2 separate regions of the Homo sapiens genome follow, and region 2 is linked to region 1. Evidence: read pairs that join two places in POLR2A ChIA-PET (ENCODE). Cell type or tissue: Panc1. All regions are shown on one strand. Each heading gives the region's core, and the rest is flanking DNA. Links, peaks and the distances in the headings are about the cores only.

The links. Peaks named below come from ENCODE experiments on the same cell type or tissue, not always from the same donor. Only the 100,000 strongest peaks of a DNase experiment are listed, where the experiment ranks them.
Region 2: POLR2A ChIA-PET joins it to region 1 with 8 read pairs; 2 of 35 experiments call an interaction of 5 or more read pairs at or near these places.

The regions. Positions count from the first base shown.
Region 1 is chr10:71,939,322-71,947,270 of GRCh38, forward strand. No RefSeq gene overlaps it. Among named protein-coding and RNA genes, the nearest start is that of CHST3, 21 kb to the right of the region's middle. In Panc1, for the core only: no CTCF peak of the experiment used is centred there; no DNase peak of the experiment used is centred there.
Region 2 is chr10:72,093,543-72,096,042 of GRCh38, forward strand. ASCC1 (activating signal cointegrator 1 complex subunit 1) reads right to left here. Exons shown (of 10, transcript NM_001198800.3): 10 at 2,490-2,500. Among named protein-coding and RNA genes, the nearest start is that of SPOCK2, 6.2 kb to the left of the region's middle. In Panc1, for the core only: no CTCF peak of the experiment used is centred there; no DNase peak of the experiment used is centred there; H3K27ac peaks cover 1,903 bases.

The sequences.
Region 1 (7,949 bases), core at 2,490-4,989:
CTTATTATTTCTGAACCATCTGAGAGGAAATGGCAAAAATCATAACCCTAAATTAAAGGAGACCATCTCTCATATTGTTTTCTGCCTAATTTCTGCCTCAAAGGAAAGAGAAAGTAGGAGTTAAAGAAAAGGCAGAAGTGAAATTCAATAGTCAGACAGCCTGGCGCCACACCCCAGGCCTGGTGGTTAAAGATCGACCCCTGACCTAATCACTTATGTTACCTATAGATTCCAGACATTGTATGAGGGAGCATTGTTTAACTCCCTGTTCAGTTCTGTTCTGTTATGATCACTGGTGCATGCAGCCCCAGTCACATAGCCCCCGCTTGCACAATGTATCACGACCCTTTCACTTGGACCCCTTAGTTAGTTGTAAGCCCTTAAAAGGGACAGGAATCTTGACATCGAGGAGGTCGGATCTTGAGATGCGAGTCTACCAATGCTCCTAGTTGATTAAAGCCTATTCCTTGCTAAAACGGGTGTCTGAGAGGTCTTGTCTAAGACAGGTCCTGCTACATTTCTTGGTTCCCTGACCAAGAAGCCAGGTGATTAGTGGACGGTTGAGGCAGCCCCTTAGGCGGCTTAGGCCTGCCCTGTGGAGCATCCCTGCGGGGGACTCTGGCAGGCTTTAGTGACGCGAAAAGAGCGCTCCCGGGTAGGGAATTGCCCGGGTGGAATGCCTCTCCAGAGCAGGGCATGGTAGGGCCCCGCGGAGGATTAACGCAGCGGATGAACACCGGCAAGGAATCGGCGCTTGGAGTCGCTTGGTGTCCGGACATCTGGAATATGGTAAGAAGCGGTCTTGGAACTTGCCCACTCCATTTGAGTGGAAGCCTGGCCTGATCACCCACAACGTGCTTTTATCGGTACCTTGGTTTTGGTTTTGATTTTGACTAGATTCGCACTGTTTTGGTTTAGATTTCAGTATTGACCTTCGGATTTGAACTGTTTTGGCTTTGATTTCGGTTCTGACTTGGCTCAAATTGCTTAATGAATGAGTAACTCCTTATCCGTACTTTGGTTTTAGTGTGAATTGCTTGGTTAGCGGGTGACTTTTTGCCCCCTCTCCCCTTCCCTCTTTGTGGTAAGAGTGTTGTTTTGTCTCCTGAGAGAGGAAAATGAGTAAAACACAAAGTAAGCCTACCCCGTTAGGAACTATGTTAAAGAATTTCAAGAAAGGATTCAATGGGGCCTATGGAATCGCTATGACACCTGAAAAGCTTAAAGCTTTGGTGAGATAGATTGGCCGGCATTAGAGGTGGGATGGCCATCAGAAGGAAGCCTAGACAGGTCCCTAGTTTCAAAGGTATGGCACAAAGTAACTGGTAAATCAGGACACCCAGATCAGTTTCCATACATAGATACTTGGTTGCAGCTGGTTTTAGACCCCTCACAGTGGTTAAGAGGACAGGCAGCAGTAGTAGTACTAGTGGCAAAGGGACAGACAGCCAAGGAAGAAAGAGTAGCTCCACTCCCGTCGGTCCTTTCCCTTGGGGAAGAGGAAGGAGAGAGGAGAACAGCAGAATACGCGGCTCACAGAGGCAAGGAAAGACCAGCAGAGAGAAAAAGAGAGAGAGGAGAAAGAGAGAGAGGAAAGAGAGAGAGAATACAAGAGGCAAAGAGAGAAAGAAAGACAGAGGAAGAGACAGAGAGACAAAGAGGAGTCAAAGAGAGAGAGAGGCAGAGAGAGGAAGAGACAGAGATAAAAAGAAAGTCAAAGAGAAAAAAAGAAAGTCAAAGAGAGAAAAAGAGAGATATACAAGTAGTTAAGAAAAAAACAGTGTGTCCTAGTCCTTTAAAAGCCAAGCTAAATTTGGAACCTATAATTGATAATTAAAGGTCTTCTCCGTGACCATGTAACACTCCAATACCACTTTGTTGTCAGCGTAAACAAGGGCATAGCCCAAAAGCACTGAGGCCACTGGCAATCCGTAGCCTCCCTATCAAAATTTCTTAGCCCAGTAATCCACAGATGGCCCATATACATTCAATCTGCAGCGGCAACGGCTTTGCTAACAGAAGCAAGTAGAAAAATAACTTTTAGAGGAAACCTCGTTGTGAGCACACTTCACCAGTTCAGAACTATCCTAAATTAAAAAAAAAAAAAAAGCAAAAACGTAACTTCCTGACTCAAAAATCTTAAAGTATGAGGCTATTCTGTTAGAAAAAGATGATTTAATATTAACCAATAAAAATTCCCTTAACCCAGCAGGTTTCCTAACAAGGGATTTAAATCTTAATTACCTTACAAAGGTCCGACCAGACCTAGGAGGAACCCCCTTCAAGACTGGACGATAGATGGTTCCTCCCGGGAAATTAGGGGAAAAAAAAAAAAGAGAGAGAAAAAGCGGGGGGGGGGGAGAGGGGGGCAGGGGGGAGTTTATGTAAAAAGAATGTTATATGGTAAATTCTTGTCCTAAAATAAATTAACTGGTTGTTTAAAGAAAAGGATGTTTGCAATAAGTCAGAAAATTGAGACATGTCGAAGAATTGTCTGTAAAAGTCGTGAAAGAAGAAAAAAATGTGTGTTATAAAAAAGGAATTTACGCAAGAAATGTTGTATAATTTAAAAGTAATTAGGCCTCCTGAATGTAAAACTATTGAAGAAACAGTTTATATGCAAGGTGTATGAGGAAAGTAAAATATACTTTTAGTAAAAGGATTATAAGGAGGCATAAAAATGTGGATTTTTATCTACATTAAAAAGTTAAAAAATTGTTTTTGTTTTGAAGGTTTAAGCAAGTTTTAAAACGTTAATTGTAAAAGAAATTCTGTGTATAAACATATTGGCTAAAGTTAAAGAGGTATCATCCAGTTTTTCTGTGAACTGGACATTAAAGTAAAAACACAACGGGTTTTTCTTAAAGCACTAACCTGCTCTTTAACAAAAATTATAATAGGTTAAAAAGAGTCTATAAAAATCTTACCTTATGGTCAGACATCAAAAATTGAATAAATATGTCTACAAAGTTTTATTAAAACTAAGTTTGACATTAATAACACACTAATATAAAGGTGAACTTTAGCTTATCTGGTATAAAAATCATACAGGAAGCATCGTCAGATATAAAATGGTATATGGCTTTCTTTGGCCTAAAAACTAATAAATATAGGTGCTAAAGGAAATTTCTCAGTAAAAAGGCACCAAGGACTATAAAATCTGCTGCTGATGACCCCACATTTAAAACAAAAGGTCAATTTCTTAGAAATTATATACTTGGTTTATCTTCCACTTTCCTTTCCCTCAAAACTAAAAGTCTTTTAGCACATGTACCACCCCTAGAATTTCCTGTAAACCAGCACCAGCCTGAAGATTACGTTCTCATCAAAGGGTGGAAAGAAGGAAAACTCCAGCCAGCCTGGGAAGGACCCTACTTTGTGCTGCTAACCACCGAGACTGCTGCTCGTACAGCAAAAAAGGATGGACTCATCACACCCGAGTCAAGAAAGCGCCACCCGGTCCGGAGTTGTGGGCCATAGTCCCAGGGGAAAACCCTACCAAACTAAAGCTAAGAAAAATTTAACTCTTTCATCTATTCTATTACTCTTTCTTCTTTCCTAGTTCTATTGCTGACCATCTAGTTATTAACATAACCAAGTCAATTTCGCCTCAAACTATTGCATTTAATGCTTGCCTTGTTATACCCTGTGGGGACTTGCCAAGTCTCAAAGACAGCTCTCTACTTCAGAAAAGTACCTCTGTCCCTCCTGACTGTCCTCAGACTGGGCATTAGTAAATTGGGATCATTTAATCCGGGGAGATTTTGATAGACCCCAGTGTCAACCTGGAGTATTGCCCCCTGATGTAGAGCTTTTATGCCATAGTTGGTCCAATGTTCTGTGGATCACTAAAGAGCAAGGATGACTGCCCCAACTGGTTTTTGTAATTTCCTAAAACCATACATTCATTTTACTAGAGTATCATAGAAGTTAAAGACTTAAAACAAACTTTGGCAATTAAGGCAGGATACCAAGATGCAAATGCCTGGTTGGAAAGGATCAAATATTCCGTCCGCACGTTAAACAAAAGCAATTGTTATGTTTGTGCACGTGGCAGGCCAGAGGCCCAGATTGTCCCCTTTCCACTAAGGTGGTCCTCCAGTTGACCAGGCGTGGGCTGCATGGTAGCTCTTTTCCAGGATTCCACAGCCTGAAGTAAAGGTCATGCCAAGTTCTCTCTCTGCTATATCCCGAAGTTCAGTACCCTGAGGGTCAGCCCCCAAGGGCCATCCAGCTTCCGTCTCCCAACACTAAGTTCACTTTGTGTCTCTCACAACAGGGAGGAAACTTAGTTTTCCTTGGAGACCTGAAGGGATGTAGTGAGTTTAAGAACTTTCAAGAGCTTACCAACAAGTCAGCCCTTGTTCATCTCCAAGCGGATGTGTGGTGGTATTGTGGTGGACCTTTACTGGACACTCTGCCAAATAACTGGAGTGGCATTTTTGCTTTACACCAATTGGCTATCCCTTTCACCCTGGCATTTCATCAGCCGGAGGGAAGGCAGGTGATAGAAAAAGGATGGATCTGGTTATTGGACAGAAGAATAGCCATGTCACAACTGCTAGGAGCCGCAGTTGTACTGGCTGTGCATGAGTCCACCCACCTGGGCCAAGAGTCACTTAAAAAGTTGTACTTCTACATCTTACATCTGTCAGCCCTTGGCAAAACAGTGGTGCCACAGTGTGTCACCTGCCGGCAGCACAATGCTAGGCAAGGTCCAACCATCCCGCCTGGCATACAGGCTTATGGAGCAGCCCCCTTTGAAGATTCCCAGGTAGACTTCACCGAGACCCCCAAATGTGGAGATCTCATCCCTAGGTTTGGACTGCCCTTGCAAATCGGCTCGGACAACGGGTTAGCATTTGTGGATGACTTGGTACAGAAGACAGCAAAGGCGATTGGGTATGGATCAAGGATTGGAACGTAGCCCCCTTGGAGCCACAGTGGAAAGGACCCCAGACCGCCATCTTGACCACTCCCACAGCTGTGAAAGTAGAAGGAATCCCAGCCTGGATCCACCACAGCCGCCTGAAACCCGCAGCACCTGAGACCTGGGAGGCGAGACCAAGCACAGACAATCCCTGCAAAGTGACTCTGAGGAAGATGACAAGCCCTGCTCCAGTTACACCTGGAAGCCAACTGGTCCATGCACGGCCGAAGTGTAATGAAACTCACCATGGGACTTACTTTCCTTAAATTTTGGACTTGTACAGTAAGGACTTCAACTGACCTCCCTCAAACCAGGGACTGTTCCTAGTGTATATATCAGGTCACTGAGGTAGGGCAAAAAGTTAAAACTGTCATTTTGTTCTATAGTTATTGTAAATATGTTGGAACCCTAAAAGGGACTTGTTTGTATAATGCCACCCAGTACAAGGTATGTAGCCCAGGAACTCACCAGCCTGATGTGTGTTATAACCCATCTGAGCCCCCTGTGGTCACAGTTTTTGAAATAAAATTAAGAACAGTCACCTGGTGGGGTCTAAACCATACTAAGAAAAATCCATTTAGTAAGTTTCCTAAGTTGAAAACTGTTTGGGTCCATCCAGAGTCTCACCAGGACTGGATGGCTCCAGCTGGACTATACTGGATATGCGGGCATAGAGCCTATACCAAACTACCTGACCAATGGGCAGGTAGTTGTGTTGTTAGCACCATTAAGCCATCCTTTTTCCTACTGCCCATAAAAATGGGTGACCTCCTAGCCTTCCCTGTCTATGCTTCCCGAGAAAAGAGGAGCACAGCCATAGGCAATTGGAAAAATGATGAGTGGCCCCCTGAAAGAATCATACAGTACTATGGGCCTGCCACATGGGCACAAGACTGCTCATAGGGATGCCGAACCCCCATCTATGTGCTCAACCAGATTATACGGTTACAAGCTGTCTTAGAAATAATCACTAATGGGCCAGGCGTGGTGGCTCCCGCCTGTAATCCCAGCACTTTGGGAGGCCGAGGCAGGTGGATCATGAGGTCAGGAGATCGAGACTATCCTGGCTAACACAGTGAAACCCCATCTCTACTAAAAATACAAAAAAGCAATTAGCCAGGTGTGGTGGCAGACACCTGTAGTCCCAGCTACTTGGGAGGCTGAGGCAGGAGAATGGTGTGAACCTGGGAGGCGGAGCTTGCAGTGAGCCAAGATCGTGCCACTGCACTCCAGCCTGGGTGACAGAGTGAGACTCCATCTCAAAAAAAAAAAAAAGAAATAATCACTAATGAAACTGGCAGAGCTTTGACCGTTTTAGCCAGGCAAGAAACCCTGATGAGAAATGCCATTTATCAGAATAGACTAGCCCTAGGTTACTTGCTAGCAGCTGAAAGAGGAGTTTGTGGGAAATTTAACCTAACCAATTGCTGCCTGCACATAAAGGGCAAGTAGTTAAAAATATAGTTAAAGATATAACAAAGCTGGCACTTGTGCCCGTGCAAGTGTGGCATGGGTTTGATCCTGGGACCATGTTTAGAAAATGGTTTCCAGTGCTAAGAGGATTTAAAACTCTTATAATAGAAATTATAATAGGAACCTGCCTGTTGCTTCCCTGTGTGCTGCCCTTGCTCCTTCAAGTAATAAAAAGTTTTGTTACAACTTAGTCCATCAAAATACTTCAGCACAAGTGTACTACATGAATTGCTATTGATCTGTCTTACAAGAAAACCTAGATAGTGAAGATGAAGATGAGAACTCCCACTAATAAGTGAGGTTCTCAAAGGGGGGACTAAGGGAGGAGACCACGTCTCATATTGTCTTCTGCCTAATTTCTGCCTCAAAGGAAAGAGAAAGTAGGAGTTAAAGAAAAGGCAGAAGTGAAATTCAATAGTCAGACAGCCCATCACCACACCCCAGGCCTAGTAGTTAAAGATTGACCCCTGACCTAATCGCTTATGTTACCTATAGATTCCAGACATTGCATGAGGGAGCATTGTGTAACTCCCTGTTCGGTTCAGTTCTGTTCTGATCACCGGTGCATGCAGCCCCAGTCACGTAGCCCCCGCTTGCACAATGTATCATGACCCTTTCACTTGGACACCTTAGTTAGTTGTAAGCTCTTAAAAGGGACAGGAATCTTGACTTCGGGGAGCTCAGATCTTGAGACACGAGTCTACCAATGCTCCCAGCTGATTAAAGCCTATTCCTTCCTAAAACTGGTGTCCGAGAGGTCTTGTCTAAGACCGGTCCTGCTACAAAATCTTTAATGAACAAAACTTCTGTTTATAAAACCACAGTACAGCTATCACTCAGGAAAGTTAACATTGAGACAATATTATCTATTTTGTCCCTATTCATATTTTACCAATTATCTAAATAGTGTCTTTCACAGTAATCCTTTTTTTCAGTTTCAGGATCTAGTTCAGGATGCATTTAGTTGTTGTATTAGTTAAATTTAGCTGCACAACAAACTTGGTAGCTCAAAACAATATTTGTCATCTCCGTTTCCATGGGTCAGGAATCTAGACATGGCTTAGCTGGGCTCTTGAGCTCAGGGTCTCTCACAAGACTGCAACCAAGGTGTCGGCCACAGTCATCTCAGAATTCAAGTGCAATACGATCTGCTTCCAAGCTCATTCAGTGATTGTTGGCAGGATTCAGGTCACTGCAGACTGTTGGATTTAGGGCTTCAGTTCCTGGCTGGCTGTTGGCTAGGAATTCCTCAGTTCCTTGAAACATGGGCCTCTCCAGAGGGCAGCTCACAATTTGGCAGCTTGCTTCACCAGAACAAGCAAGCTGAGAAGAGCCAGAAAGAGAATTCTAGCAAGATGGAAGTCTCAGTCCTTTGTAACCTAATCTCAGAAGTGATATCTCATCACTGACATCTGCCTATCACATGTTTATGTCTCTAGTCTCTTCTGATCTGGAACAGTTTCTTAGCCTTTTTATTGTCTTTCATGTCCTTGGCATTTTAAATATTGCAGGCTAGTTGTTTTGTAAACATCCTTTGTTTTGTAAA
Region 2 (2,500 bases), core at 1-2,500, 150 kb after region 1:
TTGTGAAAAATTTCTTAACTTCTCATATTTTATATATGTCTAAATGTATAGGGAGTAGTTACCTCTGGAAGCTAACATTTATTTTCATTTATTATTTATTTATTTATTTATTTATTTATTTATTTATTTTTGTAGAGATGGGGTCTTACTAGTTTGCCGATGCTGGTCTTGGACTCCCGGCCTCAAGCGAACCTCTGGTTTCAGCCTCCGATTTAAATTGAAGTATAACACACAGTGACAAAAGCACAAAGCATAAACTTGATTATTTTTCATAAAGTAAACTTGTCTTCATTTAAAAGGACATTTTACAAAAAAAAAAAGCTATTAATAAAAACCATAACGGCAGCCACTTTCATCACTTCTAGCAGCAAGAGCTTGAACATTCATGCTCCCTATGGTATCGAGATGGAAGCTGACAGGTGTTCCATTGACTCAACTCAATACACCTCTAGTGCCAGTGGGTTCCCTTGAGCTCCAGGACAGTGAGCTCCAGCACAGTACAAGGGCAAACAGGAACCAAATCTGAATTATTACGATGCTGGATTCTACTCAATGCCCAGTTTTGGAAACTCTAGAGCTTGCTTTAAAAATAATCATTGTAAGAAACATTTACAATGTGTCTAAAATAAAAATTACTCTCCATAACAAAGTTCCATGTATAACAACACAGATTCTGTGAAGTAGCGAGTGAGAGATTTTTTTCCCTCTTCCTCTTAAGAGAAATTGAGGGTGAAGTCAGTGCCTCAAAAGCTGGCTGGAGCAGTGTTAGGTACAATGAACTATTTCAGTGTAGAATGAATTACAAAACAGTAATATGAAGGAAGGTTTGATTGTAAGCACAGCAGCAGCAAATCCTCCAACATTTACCCCATTATCATTTGGTGAGAGGGGAACCTTAACTCTAACCCTTTTACTGTTGTTGCTCTCTACCATTTTGCTTTTTCATAAAAGTTCTACATCAAAACTGTTACTCCCTCTTCCACAACAGCACTGAAAACTGTATTTCCTTAGAGCTATACTGTCCCCAAAATTGGAATACAGACTTCATGAGAGAATATTTTATCTCTGCCTACCACAGCATGTGAAAAAAAAGGAATTTTTTAAAATTTAAATGTTAAAAATTTTCCAATTCTACCAATACCTACCAACTTACAAAACTCTAGAGAACTCAGAAATACACAAACACACATTCCATTAACCACCAGAGTGATGATGCTGTCGCGTCATAGAGCCTCTGGAAAACCCCACTGTATAACTGGTGAGAGAAACAGAGGGAAAAAGGCAAACAACTTGAGAAGAATTACTTAACAAGACATAGGGAAGAGTAATCACTAAATCCTCAATAACACAATTTCCAATTCTATTTAGAATTTGGTATTTGGGCCCAGTGTGGTGGCTCACAGCAGTAATCCTAACACTTTGGGAGGCCAAGGCAGGAAGATGTCTTGAGCCCAGGAGTTCGAGATCGGCCTGGGCAACACAGTGAGACCCCATCTCTACAAAAAATTTTTTTATAAAAAGTAGCCAGGCATGGTGGTGCACGCCTGTAGTCCCAGCTGCTCGGTAGGCTGAGGTGGGAGGATAGCTTGAGCCCAAGAGGTCAAGGCTGCAGTGAGCCATGATTGCGCCACTGCACTCCAGACTGGGTGACAGAGTGAGACCCTGTCTCAAAAAAAAAAAAAAAAAAAAAAGAATTTGGTATTCAATATATAAAGCTAAATTTTCCAAAGACAAAAAACTTAGAAAAAAAAGTTTCCTACAAATGTTAAGTCATAAGTCTCAGAAACTCAAAAGAAGTGACATTTACTTCCTGGCTGAGGTTGCCCAATGGCTTGTCAGAAAGAAACCGAGAGAGAGGCACATCAAGATGAGATGGGGCATTAACTCCATAGTCAGCTTCAGAATTCAGCACTGTCCCTGGAGCACTCATTCCCAAGTGCCACCTAACAACAATCTGAGGTGAAGTAAAATCTCAATTTGTATAGAAAATGAATATCCGTAGAAAGAGGAGGCCTTCTGGGAAAAAAATCAACCTTGCGGCCAGGCACGGTGGCTCACGCCTGCAATCCCAGTACTTTGGGAGGCTGAGACGGGCAGATCACGAGGTCAGGAGATTGAGACCATCCTGACTAACAAGGTGAAGCCCCGTCTCTACTAAAAATACAAAAAAAAAAAAAATTAGCCGGGTGCAGTGGCGGGCGCCTGTAGTCCCAGCTACTCAGGAGGCTGAGGCAGGAGAATGGTGTGAACCCAGGAGGCGGAGCTTGCAGTGAGCCGAGATCGTGCCACCGTACTCCAGCCTGGGCGACAGAGCGAGACTCCGTCTCAAAAAAAAAAAAAAAAAAAAAATCAACCTTGCAGGTACTAATATGTAAGTCCTCCATGAATGATCCAGCTATGCTGGTAAATAAGTGAGGGCAACATTGTATCCCAACACAGGAAGGGGTCAAATTCAAACTATGTGAACTATGTGATCATACTAACAGAAACACCGTTAAAC